2 separate regions of the Homo sapiens genome follow, and region 1 is linked to region 2. The links are chromatin loops, found by intact Hi-C in ENCODE. Cell type or tissue: B cell. All regions are shown on one strand.

Region 1 (5,000 bases), 890 kb before region 2:
ATGCTCACAGTTGTCTGCCTCCAGATTCAGTTATATTTGAGGTACTCTTTGAGTTAAGATCCTTCTCATTTTATACCACTTGCAGCTGAACACACTCCCCACTAATTTACCTTGTAAGGTGAATTTCACTTAAAGGAAGAACACATAAGTCAGGGAATGACACATAATAGTAAATGCAGGGTTTTTTTTTCTATTTATGATATAGATTTATACAACTGCTATGTTCTTGACATTGTACCAATTTCAAGGTACAAATAAGACATAATCCCTAAAAGCATGGGTTACAAAATCTGGGTTCAGCATAGGGTTTCATGATAAACAAACAAACACAAATTGTTTTTTATTGTATTTCCTTCTTCTTCACATCTTGTGAATCTAAGAAAAATATCAGAATGTTCGTTTCAGCTCAATTTTTGAAGAGTACAATCTCTAAGTAAAAAGAAACTGTAAATGTTTATAAATGTAACTAGAGCCTAGTAGAAAATAAAGCCATGCAAGTGTGTTTAGGTCCTAATCTTATTAACCAGATTAGTGACACACAGTCTGCCCAAAGTTAATGAAAGCAGTGAGGTTCTTTGACTTCAGTAGATACACACCTGAACCACAGAGATAAACTTGCTTCAAACCTGTGCGATATGTTTTTCTAAGCATAAAATTGAGCATGATAGCTCCAATTTCAGTCTCAGTTTCAAAGCTTCCCTTTCCCGAATAAGAGGCAAACTGTCACATTAAATTTAGCGAATTAAAATCAGTTAACTTGAAAAGCTCTTGGCCCCAATGCAGAGAAAATTGTTTGCATAATAATAACTTATTTCCTTTTTTAAAAGGCGGACTTCTGCCTGAATGCTTCTATAAACTTTTAAGAAAATGGGATTCTCAAATCTCAAGCGTATTGGGTTGCAGTTGGCACTTGAAGCTGGGGACATGCAGAGCTGGCTAATGTCAGCAGCTGTAGGACTGTCAAGAAAAATAGGTGGAAGGGACACTTTTATTATAAGTAGACTTGCAAGGCATTCCAACTTTCAGCTGCTCAACCCAGTATACCAAACACCTCTGACTACCTCAAGTGTGGCCTTGCTGAGTGCTTCCATATTTAGGGGTTATTAGACAGGACTGAAGCAAGTGACCTCTAATGAGGAAGCAATCAGGGCAGGCTCTGACCCTCCTCAGAGGTACTGTAATGAACTGGCCTTGGAAGGTCTTTGATGCTGCCTTTGCATACTGTATATGAGCTTTCTGCTCAGTCATTTCCTCTGCGCTCTGGTAGCACAGCATGAAGCCTGCTATTAGAAAAAAGGTTTATTGCTACCTTGCAAACATTTATTGGGTAATATCTAAAACATGGTGTCAAGTTATAGTAATGCGCTGTTCTGGGAAACTTTTTGAGAATTTTAGTGTTTCAGAAGATGGTCCTTTGAGAATTCTTCTGTTTCAGAAATGAAAAGTGGTAGATATATACGTGTGTGTGTATAATATGCTCATGTATCCTCTGATTACTTGCCAGAGATGTACCATTTTTCTTTCAAGGGAAACATCTATTCCTAAGATAGATTATTCTTGAAATTTTCAAAGAGTATGCCTCAGAGAACAAATATACAAATTTACCATTTGTCTGCAGATATTATTTGCCTGTGTTTATGCTAGGTCACTGACACCACACACATTTTAATCCCCAAGGGAATTTATTTGGTGGTGTTATCTACTCAACCAAGCTGAAGCTTATCTAGTTCACAAGAAAATAGTCAATATGAGCTCCATGCAGACTTATGCTGTTAATGCAGAAGAGGGAAAGAGAATTTACCTTTAACTGTTATGATGAAAATGTGTACAATGACACTTAACTATGGCATGCAAATCCTCTTTTCCTCCCCCACAGGTATCTGGAAAGTACCTTATACAGCTAGGTGCTTAGAAAATGTTTATTGATTAAATAGATGATGATTAACAGATTAATAAAAGGTGAAAGTTACTATCTATGCATTTTTTTCCAGTTTGATGTTCAAAAACTTACCAATGGATGGGGAGTTGCTTTTCATAAACAATTTATAAAGCACTGTCCTGGATGAAATTGTAAAAAGGACGTGGTGTCAAAGATGACTCAGTGGAGTTGAGGTGAAAAATGTGTAATGAGCAAATCATGGTAATTGGGATATCCATCACCTCAAACCCTTATCATGTCTTTGTGTTGAGGACATTTCAAATCTTCCCTTCCAGCTATTTTGAAATATACAACAAATTATTGTTAAGTGTAGCCACCCTAGTGTGCTACTGTACACTAGGACTTACTTATTCCTTCTATCTAACTGTATTTTTGAACCCATGAACCAACATCTCTTTGATTTCCAGCCTGGGCTTTGGTGTCCCTTTTTTTGTGTGTTTTCATAGGGCCCTATATTTATATTATTTGGGCTCAACACATTGCAAAACTGCAGAGGAGTTTACTATTATGCACATTATTATTCTATATTCTGTCACTCTAAGAAACAATAAGTGACCATCTGAAGAGACCATCTTCTAGCACCAAAATATTTAAAGATGATTAAGAATAAGACAAGGGTCTCCTTATTTACAAAATGACATAATTGAAAGGACTAGATTATTAGCAACCCCTCTGGAAAAGGATTACTCTTTTGGATTTTAATTACATAACTAATATATCAACTGAAGTGCTATGCCCTGACGTGTGCTCCCCTCAGCTTCACGATCCATATGTTGAAACCCAACCCCTTAATGTGATGGCATTTGGAGATGGGGCTTTGGAGATATTAGTTAGGTTTAGATAAGGTCATGAGAATGGGGCTCTTATGATGAGATGAGCACCTTCATAAAAAGAGACACGAGGTATTTCTCTTTTCTCTCTTCTCTCTCTCCCTCTTTCCCTCCCTCCCTCTCTCCTCCTTCTCTGTCTTCCTCCTTTATGTGAGGACATAGCCAGAAGGCAGCTGTGTCTGCAAGCCAGGAAGAAAGCCCTCACCAGGAATCAACTATATCAGCACCTTGATCTTGAACTTCTATCCTTAGAACAGAGAGAAAATGAATTTCTATTCTTGAAGCCACCCAGCCTACGGTATTTTGTTATGGCAGTCAAGCTGAATAAGATATATATCTACACTGAGACCATTAAAAGTAGTTCCTGATTGGCAGAAAGGTTGTATATATAAATGGCTCATTGAAAGTTCTCACTGCATGGATGAGAAATCTCAGATTGAGGTTCTTAAATTTTGAAAAATAGAAATAAAGGAATTAACGCAACAGTCTTCTAATCTTTCTGCCTTCAGTTTTTGCTCCCTTTGACTATTCTCTGTACACTGCATCCAGAGGTTATATTTTGACAGGGAAATTCAAATGATGTATATTATTTTTCTACTCAAAATCTCCCCACTGGCACCCTATTGTCCTAAAGCATAAACTGCTATTGCAGTCAATTCACCTGAAATAAGCTCTCTTCCTGCCGCGTCTTTTACATAGATTGTTTACTCCTCTTGTGATCCCAGTTCCCTGCTTCTCCCTCTCCTCCACACTTTTCAATAATTAAATTATACTCAGCGTTCAGAATTCAGTCAGGATATCCTACCTTCTTTGGTCAGCCCCCCAGGGTTTTCTGAAAGCTGGGAAGAGGCCCTCTTCTGCAATCCCCATGCACTGTAGACACATCCCCTTTAGGTCCCTATGTTGTGAGTGACTGTTTTCTTGTCTGTCTCTGCCACTATATTATGCACTCTTAGAAGGCAAGGACTACTTCTCTTCATTGTATACCTAGAACTTAACCCAAAAACTGGCATGTGCATGCACCCAAGTTTTCACTGAGAAAATAATTGCATGAGTCACTTGCTTTCCAGGTCTTTCTGACTACTATGATGGTGATGACTTGTAGTCACAACATGAAATTGGTTTCTGCCCCTGAGGATTGTATCTCTCTACTTTGCATGACCCCTAGATTTCAATCCCTCTTTATTCTCTCCTGATCCTTGGGTTCCAGTAATTCTCTGGGTTTCAAATATAAGCACAGTGTGAGGAGCTCTTCATTCTTGACAGAACTTTCAGGCAAGAAAGAAATAGATTCCTGGGAATATCTATATTCCCTCTGGCCCTATTCCTTACTCCCAAAACATAATAACCCTTTTCTTAGGTTTTTTCTCTCTACCTTTTTACTTCTTCCTTATTCTCACGATTACATGAATTAACTGCCTACAGAGTATGAATTCAGACTGAATTAATATGTATTTATGTGACATAAAAGATCTCTTTCAGTACTTCTTAATCTTACCAAATGATGCATACTATACAATAAAAAATTGCAATTTTTTCATTAGCTTTTTTTTTTTTTTTTGGTTTCTGGTAGGGTTTTCCTTTAGTGGTATTTTAGCAAGTAATACAATCCAGTTATTTTTAAAAGTATATTAGTAGAAACTCACCAGAAGTCAATATACTGGTCCAAGAATAATTAACTGATTGACTTTATTGTTTATGAAACTTTGTAATGTTCCTTTTGATGTGAATGCTTATCTTAGGGGGAAATGCACTTTTCAAATATAAATGATCATGTTTAAACAAACTGCTTCTAGTTTCAAATATGGCACTGAAAAACAAAATAAAATAAACACTCAATTTTTATTTAAAATGGTGGGCAATTTACTTTCTTTTTTGTTTGGGATCTGATTCAAGAGCCTCAATTCAGCTTATTGCAGAACTAACTAAACTAAACCTCAAAGGAAAAATTTTAAAAATGATTTTTATAGCAATGACATCATTATATAAAATGTTGGCATTTCATATTTTCCAAACAGAAACTTGGAAATAACAGAATACAAGTTAAATAAAACAAATTGAAACTAATCCAATTCTCTGTTTTTCTTTCCCTTTTTAAAAACCAAGCTTTTTATTGCCAGCTTTTACTTTGCATAATAATATATGATGAATTGTCCAAGAAAGACCCAGTGGGTACATTTCTCTTAGAAATAAGCCTCTCTATGCAATAGGAGGCCAAGTTCTAGGGCAAC
Region 2 (5,000 bases):
TTGAGCCACCACGCCCTGCCGGAAAATGCATATTTTCAAATTATGCAAAAGATCTATGGATCACTAAACATCTATGGCAGCCAATGGCTGCCCTGATGCTAATTCCTTGAAAATAGGGTGGCTCTTGGAGAAAGCATTGAAGACATGAAACTCAGAATTAGAAATAGCTTCAGATTGTACACATAATTGCCTTTGGCTGCCAACCAAAGGCTTGTGTGTTCAGTGAGGGGAGTATTTTTGATCATCATCAAGCCATATTCATGTCTGCAGATAGAGATCTCCACATTAAAGAATTTCAGTCTCAGGGTTTAGACAGATGGCTATGCAGGCCAGTCACTATAGTAGATAAGAGAGTTATATCTCGGACTTGGCTCAGGCAGAAAAGATTTAAGTATTGTACTTGTTCAACAGAAAACTGGATATTAATTAGCCATTTATTGTGTGCTTTATGTATACAGAACACTTACTGGTTATAAGAGGTAGTTAAAACAGCACTCACTTTTGAGTAGCTCAAAAATTCCACTAAGATGTCAAAAACAACAAATAAGCAATTAAAAAGTACAAAGGAAGACGTGAGTACAGAATGAACTGTCTGAATTGAGTAGCATTATCTAAGGAGTGACTGGAAATAAATTATGTTAGTGAAGGAGAATGCAACTAAAATATAAAAAGTTAACAATAAGGAAAGGAAAATAGAAAGGATGATGATTGAAGACAGGAGGAACAAATGATATAAAGAATATGGAGAAGCCAGGCACAGTGGCTCACATCTGTAATCCCAGCCCTTTGGGAGGCCAAGGTGGGTGGTTCACTTGAGGTTAGGAGTTCGAGGCCAGCCTGGCCAACATGGTGAAACCCCATCTCTACTAAAAACAAAACAACAACAAAAAAAATTAGACCAGTGTGGTGGCAGGCACCTGTAAATCCCAGCTACTAGAGAGGCTGAGGCAGGAGAGTTGCTTGAACCTGGGAGGCAGAGGTTGCGGTGAGCCGAGATCGTGCCACTGCGCTCCAGCCTGAAAGACAGAGTGAGACTCTGTCTCAAAAAAAAAAAAGAAAAGAAAAGAAAAGGAGATGGAGAGTATCAATCTACTTGAAATCTACAGAAAACGGATCAATTTCTAAAGAGAAATGGAAAAGGACCTGGAAAGGTCAATGAGTTGGTAACCTTGAGTTCTGTTATCTTAATTATTTAAAGTAGACATTCAGAATTCAATACAGAATTCTGGATAGCATAATGCCTTGATAGAAAGTATGCTTGAAGACAACTTCCTGTTGTGTATCAACTAAATAGAGCTATAGGAGAAAAACAGCCCAACTCTGTAAAAGGTTCTACACAAATGTTGAGAGCAAGAGGGTCGCCATCTTGCTTTGTGGTTGTGGAGTGCAGGCAAAGGAGAGAGGACTGAAGAAATGCACAGAGAACAGTGAACAAACCATGCAGAAGAGCAGCCAAAACCCAGGGCTTAGTTAGGTTGTCTTAACCCTAGCTGCACAATAAAATCACCAAATAGACCAGGTGGGGTGACTCACACCAGTAACCCCAGCACTGGGAGGCTGAGGCGGGCGGATCACGAAATCAGATCGAGACCATCCTGGCTAACACGGTGAAACCCGTCTCTACTAAAAATACAAAAAAAAAAAAAAAACAAACAAAAAACAAAACAAAAAAAAAAACTGGCCAGGCATGGTGGCAGGCGCCTGTAGTCCCAGCCACTTGGGAGGCTGAGGCAGGAGAACGGTGTGAACTGGGAAGGTGGAGCTTGCAGTGAGCCAAGATCGCACCACTGCACTCCAGCCTGGGCGACAGAGCGAGACTCTGTCAAAAAAAAAAAAAAAAAAAAATCACCAAATAACCGACCCAGACCAATCAAATTCTAGTCTCTCCAAGCTGAGATGATATTAGTCTTTTTTTAAAAAAACTCCTCACACATTTCTACCATGCAGCCAGAGTTAAGAAGCACCAGCCTAGTGCCCAGGAACACCGCAGCGGCAAAGATTATTAGGAGTCAATGATTTTATTAAACTGACCTGTTTAGTGAGATGGTGGCAAATTCTTTCAAGGTAGATTATCTGTAGGGAGAAGGAAGTATGGGCGTTCAAGGCAAGAGATAGAAAGTGGAAGTCATTAACTTACAGGGGATTTTTCTTTTTTTTTTTTTTTTTTTGAGATGGAGTCTTGCTCTGTCACCCAGGCGTGATCTCTGCTTACTGCAACCTCCACCTCTCGGGTTCAAGCAATTCTCCTGCCTCAGCCTCCCAAGTAGCTGGGACTATGGGCATGTGCCACCAAGCATAGCTAATTTTGACTTACAGGGGATCTTTAAAGCTGTGTTAGCAGGTACCTCTAAAAGACTGCAGAGAGAACAGAGAAACTAACACAGATTTGTGGACCACTGCTTCCATGGTTTATCAGAGTAATGAGTGGATTATGGGTAAATAAAATGGGAAATCAGCAAACAGGAATCAAAAAGCAGGGGCAAACCGTCAGTCATCAATCACATGCAATGAAAAGATCCCTTGTCAATACTGAACTCTGACTTTTTGCATTATTTTCTTCCTTCCCTCCCCTTCTAAATGGGCTTAGCTTTACCAGGTAGTCTCCTAGCTTTGTAGAATTTTTCCTATAAAATGCTTGCCAAAAGAAAGAGAAACACTTGCCTACCTTTTCATGTCTGCCCTTAAACATGTGAGTGGCACTCCAAGTGGTATTTTCCTCCGTCTCTGCTCTATTTTAGCTGACTGTTTCCTGCTGCCTGAAATTAGCCTGCCCCTAACTGTATAGATTACTTAGGTATGGCTTGCCTAGAGTAATAGATCCTAGTATTAAAAACTTTTGAATAATTCCTATCCACTAAAGTTATTTGATTTTAATTGAACTGAGCAGAATAAACTGACCTCTTCCAAATATTAATAAGTCAGATTGAATGAATCTTTCTGGGTTTTATTCTGCCTCTTAGCATCAAAGCAGAATTTTCCAACTTGAAAATCTTAAAAAGAGACCCTCAGTTATAGTCCGCTTTTAATGCCTGCTTAACTCATTCTGAAATAAATAAGTGGTAAAAGGAACAGGACTACCATCATCTGCTTAGGTTAATCATTGGTAGTGGAAAAAAATTGCTGAGTCAGCCACAGTGATGCTGTGCTGGTTAAAGTCTCACAGATCCTCACAGTTAATGACCATGATTGGTGAAGCAGTTCTCCAATATCACCTTTATTGTCTGTATGAAATCCTTCATATTTTGTAAGAGATGTAATTTCACTCTGTGTTCACATGGTATTGTCAACCACCAACAGTCAATGAGAGACAGATAACATAAGATGGACAGAGGTGGAACAGAGACGATAGAAACAGAAACCAGGGCCACGTTGTGGGAGAAAGTACAGCATGGGTTAGTTCCATAAGTGGTCAGTTCAATCGTGAATATTTTTACTTTATGATCACTCGTTCTTCTCGGTGTAATCTTGTAACTTCTGGGACTCACACAATTCATTTTTTAATGAAAATGTACTTACATTGTCTTATATATTGTAGTATTTGCATTTTTGAGTATATACTTCTTGATTCTGTAGTTAATTTCATCAAACATATCTTTCTGATATGACCCCTGTTTAAAAAAAAAAAAAAGTGAACCTTTTGAAACTCAAGCCTGATCAAGCTACTTCTTGCTTAAAATACTTCAGTGGTTTTCCACTGGTTTTTAGGAGAAACACCAAAATCCCTAATAGGGCCTACAAGCCAAGCAGTGTGTGGCCACTGCCTGCCTTGGAACATACTCTACCTTGTCCTTTATATTCCAGAATTTGTAAAATGGCTGAGTAACAAGTTTAATCACATTATTACATGATGTTCTCTCTTGTTCTCCCAAATTTTCATGTAAAAATTCCTTATACAGTTATAATGCACCCTAAACACAAGGTATTAGTTAAATTCTTATATATTCCATATTTTTATATAAGACTTTTAAAAAACTTTCTCAAAAAGAACTTTTCAATTAAAAATCATTTTCTCACACAGTAGATTAGTCCTTAGGCAGACTGTTCGTGTTGCTATTTAAAATGCCATCTTTTTCTTTGCCAATTTTGTTTTGTTTTGTCTCCCTCACCATCTTTTCACTTCTCGTTATCTCCTGCAGCACTCAAACTTGTTGCTAAAATTTGGTGAAAATGTTTGACAAACTCTATCGTGAATAACAAGTAGATCTTATTAAATTTGAATTCTGAAGTCTGATCTTGGGTGACCTCCTTTCTCTAAGCGTTCATTTTTCAATTATGCCAGACTGGGGCAGGGGAGAGGGTAAGAGGTAGTATTTATTTCCTATGATTACACAAGTAATTTATTCTTTGTAGAACATGTGCAAAGACTAAAAATACACAAAGAAGCAGAAAAATAGTCCATAATCTTAACACTCAGAGACAACCAATGATAATACCCTGGTGTATTGACTGCTCCCACTCTGGTGCCAGTCACCAGCACCTCACACTGAAACCAACCCAATAGTCCCATAGATCAGCAGTCCCCCAACCTTTTTGGCACTAGGGACTGGTTTTGTGGAAGACAATTTTTCCACAAACCATAGGGGGTGGGCAGGGGGAGTGCCGGCAGGTGATGGTTTCAGCATGATTCAAGCACATTACATTTATTGTGCACTTTATTATGCTGGGGAACTGTTGGCATAATTGTGTTTTGAAATGTGAGAAAGGTGAGATTTGGGAGGGACCAGGGGCAGAATGATATGGTCTGGATCTGTGTCCCCACTGAAATCCCATCTTGAATTGTAATCTGAATTGTAATCCCCACCTGTTGGGGAGGGAACTCATGGGAGGTGATTAGATTATGGGATGGTTCTCTCATGCTCTTCTAATGATAGCAAGTGAGTTCTCACAAGATCTGATGGTTTTATCAAGTGTTTTTCCACCTTTGTTTGGCACTTCTCTCTCGCCACCATGTGAAGAAGGACACATTTGCCTCCCCTTCTGCCATGATTGTAAGTTTCCTG

The links. Peaks named below come from ENCODE experiments on the same cell type or tissue, not always from the same donor. Only the 100,000 strongest peaks of a DNase experiment are listed, where the experiment ranks them.
Region 1: a loop joins it to region 2, with 3 times the contacts of the local background. A loop is called at or near these places in 1 of 110 quality-filtered maps.

What each region holds. Positions count from the first base shown.
Region 1 is chr1:219,401,974-219,406,973 of GRCh38, reverse strand. It overlaps a transcript of LYPLAL1 not described here. Among named protein-coding and RNA genes, the nearest start is that of LYPLAL1-AS1, 150 kb to the left of the region's middle. In B cell, no CTCF peak of the experiment used is centred here; no DNase peak of the experiment used is centred here.
Region 2 is chr1:218,508,704-218,513,703 of GRCh38, reverse strand. LINC02869 (long intergenic non-protein coding RNA 2869) reads right to left here and starts at 3,609. Exons shown (of 3, transcript NR_146760.1): 1 at 3,517-3,609. In B cell, no CTCF peak of the experiment used is centred here; a DNase peak (open chromatin) is centred at 2,033.